Regions from separate parts of the Homo sapiens genome. Here region 1 is linked to region 2. Evidence: read pairs that join two places in POLR2A ChIA-PET (ENCODE). Cell type or tissue: PC-9. All regions are shown on one strand. Each heading gives the region's core, and the rest is flanking DNA. Links, peaks and the distances in the headings are about the cores only.

The links. Peaks named below come from ENCODE experiments on the same cell type or tissue, not always from the same donor. Only the 100,000 strongest peaks of a DNase experiment are listed, where the experiment ranks them.
Region 1: POLR2A ChIA-PET joins it to region 2 with 5 read pairs; 3 of 35 experiments call an interaction of 5 or more read pairs at or near these places.

The regions. Positions count from the first base shown.
Region 1 is chr3:128,364,731-128,372,451 of GRCh38, forward strand. All of the region lies in intron 6 of EEFSEC (eukaryotic elongation factor, selenocysteine-tRNA specific), which reads left to right. Among named protein-coding and RNA genes, the nearest start is that of DNAJB8-AS1, 95 kb to the right of the region's middle. RefSeq lists an enhancer at 4,112-4,612. In PC-9, for the core only: no CTCF peak of the experiment used is centred there; a DNase peak (open chromatin) is centred at 3,251; H3K27ac peaks cover 789 bases.
Region 2 is chr3:128,429,733-128,437,453 of GRCh38, forward strand. It overlaps LOC124909428 (a long non-coding RNA gene), which reads left to right and starts at 2,674. Exons shown (of 2, transcript XR_007096075.1): 1 at 2,674-3,061; 2 at 4,347-5,251. RefSeq lists enhancers at 2,134-2,714, 2,715-3,294, 3,295-3,875, 5,860-6,547. In PC-9, for the core only: no CTCF peak of the experiment used is centred there; DNase peaks (open chromatin) are centred at 4,269 and 5,539; H3K4me3 peaks cover 1,996 bases; H3K27ac peaks cover 3,633 bases.

The DNA.
Region 1 (7,721 bases), core at 1,098-6,097, 65 kb before region 2:
CTGCTGTGGGGATGCACTGGCAGGAAGCAGGGGCTGGGAAGGCCAAGAGCACCTCCCAAACCCTGTCCCGGAGCTGCCATTTAGTCTAGCCCTCCACAGCCTGCATGGCAGCGTGGCCCCAACCCACAGGTGAGGAAACAGGCCCTTTGCTCACATCTACACTGCTAGTAAGTGAATGGGCCAGAGTTCTCTGTCTGCCCCAGGGAGATCGAGCAGAGGGGCCAGCAGGAGTAAGTGGGCACAGCATACCTGCTGCTGAGGGCAGTGCCAGCCCTGCCAGCTGGCTCTGCTCCCTTAGCCCTGCAGCCTTCTCCCAGGACTCTGGGGTTCCAGCTGGTAGCCCGTGGCCCCTGTGCTGAATCAGGTGTCTCAGGGCTCAGCATGGTATCCCATCCCATCCTCCTCTGTCCCTCATCACAATTTATTGGGCCCTCCGTGTACAGACCTGTCTAGGTGCTGGAGGGGGTCAGAGGTGAAACAAGGCCTGGGTGGGGAGGGGGCTCCCTGAGTGGATGGAGAGCCCTGGGCCAACACCCAGTGGGACAACTCCTCTGTGAACCACTCTCTGGTTTAGGAGAGGGACGGGTCAGACGAGGCCAAGGTTGCAGGGGCCGCTGGGCTAGTTACCTGGAGGGTCTCCTGGGGCATCCCAGGCTCCCTTCTGATTGGGACCAGCCACTTTCCAGTCTGTGCTTCAGCTTCTTCAGTGCTAACCCAGAGCTAGTCATTCTGATTTCCAGGAAGGCTGAAAATTTAATCATAGAATCCCTGGAGAGGACTGCCTATAGTATCCACTTACGGCAGGGGCTCCCTAAGTGGTGGCTGGAATTGTGTGCTGTGTGCACCCACCCCTCACCTGCCAGCCCTTCCTCTTGGTGGGGTAGCTCACATGTCCACTGAGGGCCTCACTTTATCCTCCCACCCATGCCCTGTCCCTACCACAGAGCACTGGGAAACGATGCCTGTAGGAGCCCCGGTGCTGCATTCATGCCAGGCTGCTTCACAGGAGATTAACCAGCCACCTTTCAAGCAGGGATTGGCTGTGCCACAAGGACCTCTCCAATTTATTGACCCTGGAAAGCACTTTGCATGGTCAAAAACAAGGATTATACCTTTCCCTCCTGATTGAAAACAGAAGCCAAATCATAGAGGCATCCCCCAGATGCCCCGCTTTGCCTCAGCCGTTGGATGGCCAATGTCTCTCCCGGGACCAGTACAGGGCAGAGCAGCAAGTGCTTCAGCTCAGCCCAGAAGCTGATGCACCTCTCTGTTGACCAGGCAACAGATTGTCAGGGGCTCTCAGACCCAGGTTCACAAGGTGGCAGATTTGTCAGGGCCTAAGTCCCAGAAGCTCTATTTGCTAGAAATATGGGTCATTTAGTATGGACTGGGCCAGGCCTGCAGGAGTTGGGGACACACCCCTTCAGTGGTTTTGGGGGACCAGTGTGTTGGTGAGGTCCCAGGCAAGTAACTCTAAGAATAGAAACTATGGTTCTAAGAAATGGCCAGGGGCATTGGTCCATATGGGCTGGTGACCAGAAGGAATGGAATTGGCCTGGGTGACTTGTAGCATGAGGGCCTACAGCCATCCGGAGGGTAGCAGGCAGGGCCTGAGGCTGAGACAATGTCAGCAGTACAATCAGCTGCTGCCCATGCCCTGTGCCAGGCAGCACGCCCTTGTGTAGTCTGACCACTCAATCCTGCCAGCAGCCCAGGGAAACCAGGCTGTCATCACCCCAGTTCTGCAGAGGAGGAAATCAGACCAACCCCAGTGCCCTGGCAGTCAGCCTGAGGGCACAGAGGAGGAGGAGGAGGAGCAGGAGCTGGGGTCCTGATTTTCAAGGTCAGAGACAGGAGGGCTCTGGCCTCACACAGTCACTCTGACTTTAGCTAGCTCTTCTTTACCAAGCACTGACTCTTGTGTGTGGAAAGTATTTTTCTGGTATCAGACATAGTGTTGGGTTCTGGGCACATGGCTCAAACAAGACACAGTCCCTGCACCCCGGGAGTTCACAGCTAATCACCCCTCTGTTCAACAGTGTGCTTTTGAGCCCCTGTTATGTGTCATCCTTGTGTTGGGTTCTAGAAAGACCACAGTGAGCCACAGCCCACATGACCCCTGAGCTCATGGGGCTGTTGGGTTGGTGTACTAGTCAACTCGGGCTATCATAACAGAATACCACAGACGCGGTGGCTTAAACAATAGGCATTCATTTCCTGTCAGTTCTGGAGCCTGGAAGTCCAAGATCAAGGTGTCTGCAGGGTGGGTTTCTCCTGCAGCCTCTCTCTTGGCTTGCAGACGGCTGCCTTCTCCCTGTGTCCTCACATGGCTGTCCCTCTGTGCGTGTCTGTGTCCCAACCTCTATTTTGAAGGACATTAGTCAGTTTGGTTTAGAACTCAACCTAAAGACCTCATTTCATCTTAATTACACCTTTAAAGGCCCTGCCTCCAAATACAGTCCCATTCTAAAGTCTGGGGGTTAGGATTCCAGTATATGAATTTGAAGGGACACAGTTCAGCCTGTAACAGTTAGGATGCTGGCACTGGCAGACTTTCTCCTGAGCATTTGTGTATTGGCAGCCACATGCATGCTGTGCACAGAAGGTGCACAATGCCATGAGATCTTACAGTAGGACCCCAACCGAGTCTGGGCTTGGGAAGGCTTCCTTCGGAAGTGGCATTGCACTGGGGTCTGAGGACAAATTGGAGTCTCAGTGCCCCTGGAGGTGAGGGTGCCACAGTGGTGCTGCTCAGGCTATTCCTGCTGGCCCTGAGTATCACCTCCGCATCGAACCAGCCACCTGCTGTGTGGACTCCTGTGCCTGTAAGCAAGAGCCACATCCTGTTTCCACAAGGCCTACCTCAGGGATGCCGTGAGACTGCAACATTGCTGCACCCCTACTTAGGCTGCCGATTATGGACTTATGTCCCCTTCCCACCTTACAGGGAGAGAGACAGCCTTGAAACCAGACCCAGAGATGAGTGAAGCACCACAGTTGGTGCTGTGGCCCCACTGCCTGCCTGGCCATATCACTGGCTCCATCAGCCCTCCAAAGAAACCAGCTCTACAATAAGACTCCCTTTTCCTGTCACCCATTTCATCTGGAATGCCAAGCAGTTCTGCACTGGTGACGCGTGCTGACTCCAGCTCAGGCTAGGGCTCTGCTGAAAAGCTGCCTCCTGCGATCACTTGCCTAATGGTTCTTCCTCCCACCACCCACTGGGAGAGCCGTGCCTCAGGAATTCCATGGGGCCAGTCACATGGCCTGATGCCCTTGGGCTGGGCCAGGATGGTGCTGCCACAGCCTAGATCCTGGGTGTAGCCCCTTGCACAAGGTCAGCTGGAGTGTGTCCTGTCTCCAGCTACAGCCAGTCACAGCAGATGGTGGTTGCATTTGGCACAGAAGTACAGTCCACAGGCTGAGTGCAGTGGCTCACACCTGTAATCCCTATGCCTGGGGAGGCTGAGGCAAGCGGATCACCTGAGGTCAGGAGTTGGAGACCAGACTGGCCAATGTGGCAAAACCCCATCTCTAATAAAAATTTAAAAATTAGCTGGGCATAGTGGTTACACACCTGTAGTCCCAGCTACTCGGGAGGCTGAGGCAGGAGAATTGCTTGAACCTGGGAGATGGAGGTTACAGTGAGCCAGGAGATTGCGCCACTGCACTCCAGCCTGGGTGACAGAGCGAGACTCCATCTCCAAAAAAAACAAAAAAAAAAAAACAAAAAAAGAAGTACAGTCCACAACACACACAAGAAATGAAGTTTTCTGTGTTTTAAGAAAGAGGAGTTTTAAAAAACAATAAACAACAATGACAACTGCGCATGTTAAAATCACTCCCTGGATGTGGTAGCTCAGCTGAGCCTTGCTGGTCAGGGCCACTTCCCGGAAGCTTTCTCACTGTTGCTAATCCTTCTGAAGGGCCTGGGTCAGCTCACTGCCTTTGGAGCCCTCGGTTTTCATCTGATAAAATGGGGGTAACAATCCTGTCTTGAAGGACTGTGAGGAGTAAACCAGTGTGCAAGGATGCCCAGCATGTTGCAGGCGTTGGGAGTGGGCTGCCAGCCCCTTCCCTCATCTGCCTGCACCGCATGAGCCTGACACGTGCCGGAGTCCAGGCCTGAAAACCCAAGGGGCTGGGCCCCCTGAGCTCCATGCCCGTATTGCTGGGCTGTAGCACAGCCACGGTGGCATTACCACTTCCAATTTTTCAAGAAAGCCTGGATATCTGTATTTTTACATGAAATCTTCCCATTCTCAGTTGGGCCACAATGTGTGGTCTCTGTGTTGGCACCAGGTCCTTAATGTGCCGTCTCTTCCTCCTGCTGCAGCCTTCAAGAGGAGGCCATCGCCCTGTTTCTCCCAAAGGCACTGTGAGGCTCAGAGGAGCTAGATGACTGGCCCACCAGACCCTGAAGTTCCCAATGGAAGTGGACATCACCCATGGTTCCACTTAGCTGGGAGGCTTCTGGAAACTCAGCATAGAGCAAAAGTGAAAACACATCCTGGTGCCAAAGGGACAGGACACGATGAGCCCTGAGGTTGTGGATATTGTTATGTTCCCATAAATAACAGGCCCTCAGACAATGGGCTGTGAGGCTGTGTGTTCCTCTGGGGTTTGAAATGAAACTGGCTTTCTTCTCTTTTAAAATGTGCTCTCTCCAACCATCCAGCTGCTCTGTTTGGAGCAGATTCTGGGGCAACCCCAATAACCTGTCCTTGGGATTTCATTAGCACCACCAGCCAGCTGCCTGGAAAGTAGCCCCTGCCAGGACCAAATTAACTTTTACTGAGAGACATTGGCAGGGCTGGTATTGTGCACACTTGGCATTTTCAGCCCACACTGGGATGTGGGTAGCAGGGTACCTTCAAAGAACAAGAGCTTCGGAGGCAGCCAGACCTGTGTTGGAATCCTGGCTAGAATGCTACCCTTTCTGAAAATCCCAGTTTCCTCATCAGTAAGGTGGGTTATCTTGAGGACTTTCCCTCCTAGCTTTTTAAATAATTTCAAACATACTGAAGAGTGGAAAGCTTATTGAGCAGTGTTGCTCCCTTGGCTTCAACAATTGCTCCGTGTTGTCTTGTCTGCTTTGTTTGTGCGCCGAGCCGACTGAGGGTTCCTCCTGGTGCTGCTGCTGTGCCTGCACCCTCAGCACATGTCCCCGAGGAACAAGGACATTCTCCTGCAGAACCACAACGCAGTTACCACTGGAGAAATGTGACATTGATGCCACATTGTCTAGGATACAGTCCATTTTCAGATTCCCCAACTGTCGCAATAGTGTCTTAGGAAGTTTTCCATGCTTGAGGAGTCAGTGAAAGGTGGCACCTGCGCTCAGTGCTGCCACCAATAGTTTTACAACACTGATGTTTTTGAAGAGCCCAGGTTGGTTGTTTCCCAGTGCACTCTTTGGGTCTGTCTGATATTTCTTCATGACTGGGTTCAGGCTGTGCATTTTTGGAAGGAATTCTACAGAGGTGATTTCGGGGCCTTAGTGTGTCCTATCCGGATGTCTGCCCATCATAGGCAATGCTAGGTTTGACCACTAGTGAAGGTGGTTGTTAGGAGGTTCAATGAGGTGATGAAGACAGAGCCCAGGCCCAGAGATAGCTGTGTGGAGGGAGTGCAGCGGCCCACACTCACCACCGGTATCATAGCTCAGCAGCTGTGCCCCATGCAGGATGCCTCTGTGGCCTGGGAGGAGGGGCACCAGCAGGTCCCTTGGGAAGTTACAGTAAAGGCCCCGGTCTGGCAGCAGTGAGGCAGAGCTGACTCTCTGGAGCCAGATCTAGGGATATCCTACCCCTCTCCCATATCCCCATGGGGCTAAGCCAGGGCCTGTGGAGGGAGGAGAGGAGCTGCTACTTCCCCCAAAGCCTTCTCTTTCTCCCTCTCCCCGACCACCCACCCTCTCTCCCCAGCCCAGCTCTGTTTCAGCCATTGCCCCTCTCCCTGTGACCAGCATCAGACCTGAGCACAGAGGACTGGCTCTAGGCCCATCCCAGGGGGCACCGTTTGGGTGGAGATGTTACAGAAAGGAGCAAGCACTATAGTAGGGGCCCTACAGGGCTTTGGAGAAAGAGCATGGAGTGACTGCTCCCTTCCAGAGTGAAGGTGGGAAGTTTTACCGATGCAGTGAGGCTTGAGCTTGTCTTGAAGGTGAGGAGATTTCCCCAGGGAGAAAAGGGAGGAAGGGTGTTCAGGACAGAAGGAACAGAGTGTGCTAGGGCACAGAGGATGGAAAGAGTGGCATATTCTGGGAATATGGAATAGAAACTAATATTCATTGCTTGTTAAAATGAGTAGGACATTGTTCTAAGTGTTGTATATGTTATTAACTCCTTTGATATATATAAAATGATGGTTTTGGAGCAGTTTTTTTTTTAAAAGCAATGGAATTCTTTGTTTTTTCACCCGAAGTCTTTCATGGAATCCAATTGAGGCCCTGGGGAGCCTCCTTGCTGTTCACCTCAAATCCAGCCCTGAGGCTCATCCTTGGATGGATGGGGAGGAGGGGAGGAGGAGCTTACTCCCGAAAGGCCTTGGCCTCCATGCTTGTATCTGGCCTTTGTCTAGACAGGGTTCCCATCGACACTGCTGACACTGGGGCTGGACCATCCTCTACTGTGGGGCTGCCTTGTGCCCTGCAGGGTGTTTGTGGGTATCCCTGGCTTCTTCTTACTAGGTACAGCCTCACCCAAGTTGCAGCAATGAAAAACTTCTCTAGATGTTCCCAAGTGTCCCCTGGGGACCAAAATATCCCCCAGTTGAGAACCACTGGTCTAAGCAAGTGGCAGAAGGAACTGGTGGTTGGTGTGCAGGGAGGAACACAGTCAGAAAGCTCTGTCTGGCAGCTGGTTGGAGGGGGCAAGCCAAGGCCTGAGGCTGGACAGTGGGCACATGGGGAGGAGGGCAGAGGGGCAGGATGCACCCCAGAACCTGTTGGGGTGCAGAATGAGGAGGGTGATGTCCAGAATAGATTCTACCCCAGGCCTCGTGGGCAGCCTCTGGCCAGCAAGGAGGGCCTAGGCATGCCCCCAGAGTCCCAGCCCCATGGTAGGGGCCCTACAGGGCCATGGGGAAAGAGAGGACAGAGTGGTCCTGCAGGGGCCGGGGCCCGGCGGCAGTGCCTCATCCATCCTGAGGTCTCTGGGTGCTTGGTGGTGGGGGGCCCTGAGCTCTGGGCCCAGTGGCCTTGAGAGGAGGGAGGCTCTGTCCAGCCTGGTGCGGACCAGGAGTGCAGGATCTTTACTGGCCCTTACACAGTGAATGCAACTTTTCTTTGGGAACTATTTCTCTTTGCTTAGGACTCTCTAAAACTTTCCAGATTTGCCAGTTTGTAGTTTTAGGGAAAATTTGTATTTTTCCATATGCAGTTATCCTACCTAAATAAAGTCAGCAGAGTGAACTGATAAAACAATTAACATTTTAGGCAGTGGAAAGTGGAACTTGCGATTGGCTGTCTCTGGAGGGTCTCTCCAGAAAGTCTTGATTTAGCAAACCACCAGCAATCTTAGATACCTGAGAGAAAGTTCCAGAAATCAGAGGCCGGCCCATGTTCTATCGTGGATGATCTTGGCTTGGGCAGTTCTGTGGATCTTGTGTCTGATACTCCATGCCCTGGACTGCCATGGCAGCTGGTCAAGGGGCCTAAAACCCTGAAGCCTTTAAATACATGTGCCAGCAGCAGGAAACTCCCTGCCCCAAATTCCCCC
Region 2 (7,721 bases), core at 1,387-6,386:
AGTTACGGACAAGCCGTGACACAGAGCCAATGCCCGGGCAGCAGCCATCCCCAACCACAGGCTCACACAACACACGTGATCCTATGTGTGGGCACTCACACACAGTCACAAGTAGCCACATGCACACACACAATCCACATGGTCACACCCTCACCCAAGACCATACACATGAGTGTGCACACAGGGCCGCCACCAGCCGGCTGGTACAGACCCCAGGCCCTTGGCTGCTGGTGCCCCTGTGCAGGAGTGATGTCATGGGGAGGCCTTCCACCTGGGCAGCCAGAGGGGAGGCCAGACCGTGTCCTGTGTGCTGAGTGCCCGCTGGGCACTGGCGCTGGGGGTGTGCACAGGAGCTCTCACAGTAAGTCTCAAGCAGGGGCAGTGTTCCCGCTGTATAGAAGGGGAAACTGGCTCAGAGAGGTGAGATAAATTGATCAAGTCACACAGCAAGAAACAGAAGGAGCTGGGCCTGGAATCAGCCTGCACACTGCCAGTTCACACAGCTATCTCCTTCTGAAACCTGGGGGACGTTCTGGGCAAGTAGGGGGCAGGGCTGCCCCTGCAACACCAGGAAGGTGACCCTCATGTGGCCCAGCTCAGCTGACCCGGAAGACTCAGAGCCCCAGATCTGCAGCGAGAGCTGGGCACTGGAGTGGGGGATAGGGTTGCCCATGCCTCTCAAGGTTGTCACAGAGCCTGAGGCCCTGGCTGGGAACACAGAAGCCACCACAGCTTGAATCCCCGGCAAGAGATCTGTGTGTGACCCAGCCCCAGCTCGCACAGAAGCCTGCTGTGCACAGAGGACAGTGCTCCAGGCATGGGAAGTGCTCACAACAGCGGCTGCCACCCGCAAGTTCTTCATTCATTCATCGGCTCATTCATTCCGTCAATCAACAAGCCTGCAGCCTGGTGTGGGCACAGGTGCTGCCCTGGACGGGAGCAATGGGCTGAACTGGCTCCTGCCGACTGGAGCTGCCATCCTCCTTAGGGAGACAGACAGTGTGCAGGCACCAAATACACTCGTAAAGTGACTTCAGATCATGATCCTTAGCCAAAGTGGGCACGGAGGGCTTCCGGAGGGGCTAAGCCTTGAGTGACAAGAAGGGGACAGCCAGGCCAAGAACTGTGGAAAGAGGATTCCAGGCGGAGGGAACAGCAAGAGCAGAGGCACAGAATGCTCACGCTCACGGGAGGGAGGCCTGGGGCAGGGGCAGGAGCAGTGGGGTGGAGACTGGGCATGAAGGCAGTCCATGCCAGTCCTGAGGAGCAGTGCCACTCAGCCCCTGCCAGTGGCTGCCTTGTGGGATTGGGGACACGGTGTGGCCAGAGGTTCCGATTTTGCAAGGAAAGCTGGAGGTCTGGAATTTTGCATAAAGCATCCTGATTTTTTTGTTTTGTTGTGTTTTAGAAATGAAGTCTCAATCTGTTGCCCAGGCTGGAGTACAGTGGTGCAATCTTAGCTCAGTGCAGCCTCAAACTCCTGGGCCCAAGTGATCCTCCTGCCTCAGCCTCCCAAATAGCTGAGATTACAGACATGTACCATCATGCCAGTCTTATATTTATTTCTTGTAGAGGTGGGGGTGGGGGACGTCTCATTATGTTGCCCAGGTTTCAAACTCCTGGCTTCAAGCAATCCTCCTGCCTCAGCCTCTCAAAGTGCTGGGATTGCAGGCGTAAGCCACCATGCCTGGCCTCCTGATTTTTAAATGGCCACAGTTTATTCAATTTTTTCTGAAACTGTTCGAGCCACACAAAACCTTTCTGAGAGCCAAAAACAGTGTGTGGGCCACTAGTTTGAGACCTTACTGGGAAGTGAGGTCCTGGATTCAAATCCGGCCTCCCACACTTTCTAGCCATGAGACCCAGGCAAGTGACTTACTCTCTGTGCCTCAGCACTGTCATCTGTAGAATGGGGAGGAGGGTGTCTACCTTACAGAGGGCCTACCTTACAGGGTGCTGTGGAGGCGTAAAGGATTTAATTTACTCATTTATCCAGCACATATTTACTGAGCATCTACTGTGTTCCAGGGACCATGCTAGGTTTGGGGGTCACAACAGCCAACAGGAGACAGTCTCTGCCCTGGTGCATCTTACAGTCAATGGGAAAGACAAAAAACAAAATGAGCAACGGGAATGAGTACCACGTGCAGAAATGCCAATAGGAAGAAGTGCCGAGGAGAAAAACTAGGGCAGACAGCAAGGCAAAAGGAGTTGAAGAAGGCATGCTGACATTTTAAACCAAGGAGGGCCTCACTGAGGAGGCGGCATTTCAGTAAAGGCCTGAAGGAAGCGCGGGAGTGAGGCACACAGATGTCCCGTGAAGTGTGTTCCAAGCAGAGGTAGCGGCCATGCAGAGGCCGGAGGCCTGGCCGCCCAAGGAGAAACCAAGGAGACTGGGGAGGCTGAGTGGAAAGACAGGCCAGAGATGGGGGAGGTGGCAGTCGTGAGATCAGGTGGTCCTGGAGCCCACTGCGGGGTGAGCTTTTCCTGTGAGTGAGGTGGGAGCCAAGGGAGAGTGTGGAGCAGAGGAGGGAGGATCTCTGACTTGGCTTTAACAGACCCTCCGGCTGCTGCAGGAGAATGGGCTGCAGCGGGATAGAGCCGCGTACAGGAGGGAGGGTGCTCACTGGTCCAGGTGAGCACGATGGCGGCGGGACCAGCGGCCGGAACTGGGAGGGGGAGACGCCTCTGGGGAGACGTCCAAGGTGGAGCCAGCGGAGAGAGAGGCGTGGAGGCCGGTGCCTGCGGGTTTGGCCTGGGCAGCGGGAGTGTGGAGGGACTGTTTCCTGGAGCGGGAAAGGCGAAGGGGCTGGTTGCGGTGAATGTGGGGCTGGGAAGGCCAGCTGGCTCCCTGGACATGCGGGAAAGTGAAGAGAGAGGCTCCCAGGAGAGGGTGGTCCGGGGACATGGCGTTGGGCACCCCTGCTGGCACTGGAGGAGGCACCAGGGAGAAAGTGTTGTTGGAGCTGAGGACAAATCAAGCAGCCCGCCCGGACGGTGGCCGCATTTGCTGAACATTTGGAATTCCAGGAAAGGGCCGGGGGCCTGGAGGAGGACCCAGGTGATCCCCAGGCCAGGTTTCGGGGACTGCGGCCCCCCGAGGGGGTCTCAGCTTCTGGGCGCTGGGGTTGGGCAGCCGGGAGGCCGCCCCTCCCCCATCGCCCTCTCCCGGAGCGTCCGCCCCCTCCCCCGCGCCACCTGCGGGGTCGGTCAGATCCGGGCCTTTGTCCCGCGCCCCAGCCCCGCCGCCCCGCCTGGCTCCCCCCCGAGCAAACACAGCTGAGCGCCCGGGCTCGCGTGCCGCCCCCGCCCCCCAAATCTCCGGGCCGCGGGGTGGAGGCTTAGCAGGGCAGCTGCGGGCCTGCGGGCGGGCGGAGCTCGGGGCGCCCCTCTCCCGCTCGCACCGCCGGGGCGCGCCTTTGTCATGCAGATGGCCCGCTGGCGGCCGGCCTCGCCCGGCGGCGCTCGGGCAGCTGACCTGGGGGGTGGGGGACAACTCCGCTCCCACATCATGCCGAGGCTCCCGTGAAGACCGCGTCGTCCTTGCCCTGGGACCCGCTCCTCCCTCCCCCCGGCGCCAGGTGACCCACTCCAGTCGCTGGGCGTCCCTGGCCTGTGTTCTTGCTCGCACTCCCTGCAAAGGAACCTGCTGTCCACACACCTGGAGCCCTGGAGCAGGGGCTGGGATTTGCCGCTGCCAAGGGTGTGGGGCACATGTGGGGGGCAGCCCCATCCCTCCCAACTGGTCCTAGGCCAGCCAGACCTCTGTACCCACTGTGGGTGGCTGGGACCCAATCGCTGCCCATTCCTGCCTCAGTCTTCCCATCTGTACTATGAGCGCTGCTCCAGGGCAGAGAGGACTGGTGGGCTTAGGAGGAGGCAGGAGCCAGGTTTGTCCCACCGGCCTTGCAGCCACCTGGTGTGGTGGCCTTGGGATGATACGTCTGGCCTCACATGCAGCGATGTGGCCTGGGGATGTGGATGCCCGCAGCTCAGGGCCCTCGTGGGCAATGACACTCATGCTTAGGATGCCAGGATCCCCACCCTCCCAGACCTACCCCTCTCCCACCCATCCTGACCCAACCCTAAGGTCCTGTCTCCTCCTAGGTAACTGGGGTGGGGCTTGACTGGGGCACACGCCCACTTTCTCCAGAGCAAAAGATTCTCCAAAACAGGGGTGACCAAATGGAAAGTTATTTACTGCCTAGTGTCAGGAGTCAGGCCTGGGGCAAGACCTGGGAGGAGAAACATTCCTGCAGCTGGAATCAGGCCGGAGGAGCTGGTGTCCCCTGCCAGGGTCAGCTGCTAGTATCATCCCAGGAGCACCCTCTCTCTTTATTTTGCAGGTGAGTAGCCTGAGGCCAGAGAGCAGTAGGAACCTGTGGCCTCCCAACCCTTGTCTTCTCCTGCAAAGAACAGAGGATTGGGATTCACGCCAGAAGGTACAGAAATGGCCAACACAGACGAGATGCCTCAAGTCTAGGTTATGCGCATGGAATCACATGGTATCATTCCTCATTTCTGGAGTAAAAGGCAAGAATACTGACAACAAGCAGTGCCGGGCAGCTGTGGGACAGGTGGAGCCCCCATGGACCCTGCTTCTGGCGTGCAGTTTGTCAATATGACACTCAAAATTCTGCGGAAGCTTTGATCCAGTGACTTACCTCGAATAATTTATCTTCATTTTTTAAAATTTATTTATTTATTGAGACAGGGTCTCGCTCTGCCACCCAGGCTGGAGTGCAGTAGCACGATCGCAGCTCACTGCAGCCTTGACCTCCGGACTCAAGCAATCCTCCTGCCTCAGCATCCCTCAAATAGTGCAACCACAGGTGTGCACCAACACACCCAGCTACTTTTTAAATTTTTTTGGAAAGATGGGGTCTCACTATGTTGCCCAGGCTGAATTTATCTTTAAAGGGCACGAATAAGATGAGTGGACAAAGAAGACCCAGTTATGTCATGGGGAAACCTGGAAGCCACCCCAAGAGCACAGCTTTGCAAGTGGATGAGAGTTCCAATCTCAGCCCAGCTGTGTGATTCTGGGCAACTGTCCTAACCTCTCTGAACTTCAGTTTCCTCATCTGTAAGGTGGGAATAATGGCAATACCCAACCCCTCCAGGGCCGTCTGAGGAAGACATAAGACTACATGGGTAGAATGCTTACCTTTAGGCACACAAGAGACAATTTATATAAAGGAAAAAGTTGGTGGTCCCATATGATGGATTATTAAACAGCTTTACAAATAAAGAAGAGCCTCTCTGGGCCTCAGTTTCCCTCTTGAACAAAGAAAAATTGGTCCTGGGAGCTCACTGCGTGGCTCCTCGACTCTCTGCAGCGATCCCTCCCTTCCTGGCCCTGGCTGTGACTCCCTGGCAGCTGAGCAACTGGGTAGGAGAGGGACATGGCTCAGTCTGTCTGTTGGGCCATGCGTCATTCTCAGCTTAGACCCAGCCTTGCCTGTCACAGGAGAGGGCGGGGGAGGGGAGGAGAGCCCAGAGGCCCAACTCCTCTACCCCTGGGCCCTGCCCCTCTGGCTCAGCCAGCAGGAAAGGCCAGTGGAAGGTGGGGGGCTTGTCTCACTGCCCTCTCCCCCAGGGAGGGGCATTTGTGGCCAGATCCAGTTTCTGGCAGGACTGGTTAGTCCAGGTGGCCTGGATGGATGGCCGAGATAAGGTCTGTGCAGATTGGCCAGGCTGGGCAGGAGACCCAAGCGGGACAAAGACAGGATAGCCCTGGCCCAGCCTGATTCACAGGTGGGGTTAGGAGCTGCCCCTGTCTTGTCCCAGCCTCTGTCACCAGATTTTGGGGGCCAGGCACCCAGGTATCCTCTAGGAACCTCCCGTCACTGCCTGCGGTGAGGTGGCACAGAAAGAGGTGATCCTGGGGAGAGGTGTTACAGGTCCAAGGTGGCCCAGCACTTGAGGGGGTGCTGCAAGGAAGAGTTTTTACCAGCCCCTGATGAGGCTCTAAAGCCCAGAGACAGCATGACCTGGGGCTGCCTGGGTGTGAGGTTGTTGAGGATTCTGGGTTGCAGGTAGGCACCGTCTTGGTTTCTCTGTCTCTGTCTGACATTCCAGACGCTCCCAGGGCCTGGCTGGGCCAGCTTCCCTCATGGGCTTGGTTCTCACAGACCCAGTCACAAAAACCATGCTGCCAGCACTTAGTACAGCCTCAGGCCTATACCACCTCCGTCCCTCATCAGTGGGGTGCCCTCTGCCTGGTGGTTCCTGCCAGCCTCAGGCCAGGGGTTCAGAGAGCAAGTCTCTCTCATAGGTGCTATAGCCCCAGGGACCCAGGGCAGAGCACAACTCAGCCTCCCAGGCTGCCAGCAATTCACTTACTATACTGAACATTCTGTTTCCTCCTCCACGACCACAGCCATCCCTCTCCATGCCCTGTGTGCTCTGCTGCCACGGTCCCCTTGCCCTTGCCTCTGGTCTGGTTCACCAATGGGGACACCAGCTGAAGACTGGAAGGGTGGAAGGAGAGAGTGGCCAGAACTACTCATCCAGCATCTCCTGGGTTGAGGCTGGCCATGTCCTGACTAAGAGCCACAGTCCCCACTGTGGTGGGAGGGTGGCCCTCTCCTGGGCTGCAGCTTGGGAGAGCTCCAGTAACAGCCCTGCTCCCACTCCCTAGAGGCAGGAATGGTGGCTTCCTGCTCTCTGTACTGTCACCATCCCTTAAGCAGCATCTGTAAGTGGCCAGCTCATTAAGCCCTTTCCCCTAGTTTGCAGACTACGTCTCCTGCCAGGATCGGATCAGTAAACCTCAGGACTCTCACAGCCCTACAGGGCAGCTGGAGCCATCCCATTTACAGATGAAGAAACTGACTCAGAATCAAAAACAACAAATCCGGAGCCATCACATTACTCAACTTCAAACTATACTATAAGGTCATAGTCACCAAAGCAGCATGGTACTGGTATAAAAATAGTCACATAGACCAATGGAACAGAATAGAGAACCCAGAAATAAAGCCAAATACTTACAGCCAACTGATCTTTGACAAAACAAACAAAAACATAAAGTGGAGAAAGGAAACCCTATTCAATAAATGGTGCTGGGATAATTGGCAAGCCACATGTAGAATGAAACTGGATCCTCATCTCTCACCTTATACAAAAATCAACTCAAGATGGCTCAAATACTTAAATCTAAGACCTGAAACCATAAAGATTCCAGAAGATAACATCGGAAAAACCCTTCTAGACATTGGCTTAGGCAAAGCCTTCATGACCAAGAACCCAAAAGCAAATGCAACAAAAACAAAGATAAATAGATGGGACCTAATTAAACTGAAAAGCTTCTGCACAGCAAAAGAAATAATCAGGCTGGGCGCAGTGGCTCACGCCTGTAATCCCAACATTTTGGGAGGCTGAGGTGGGCGGATCACGAGGTCAGGCGATCGAGACCATCCTGGCTAACATGGTGAAACCCTGTCTCTACTGAAAAATACAACAAAAATTAGACAGGCGTGGTGGTGTGCACCTGTAGTCCCAGCTACTCAGGAGGCTGGGGCAGGAGAATGGCATGAACCCAGGAGGCAGAGCTTGTAGTGAGCCTAGATCGCGCCACTGCACTCCAGCCTGGGCGACAGAGCGAGACTCCGTCTCAAAAAAACAAAAAAGAAATAATCAGCAGAGTCTGTTAAGACAACTATAAAGTAGGAGAAAATCTTTACAATCTGTATCTCTGACAAAGGACTAACATCCAT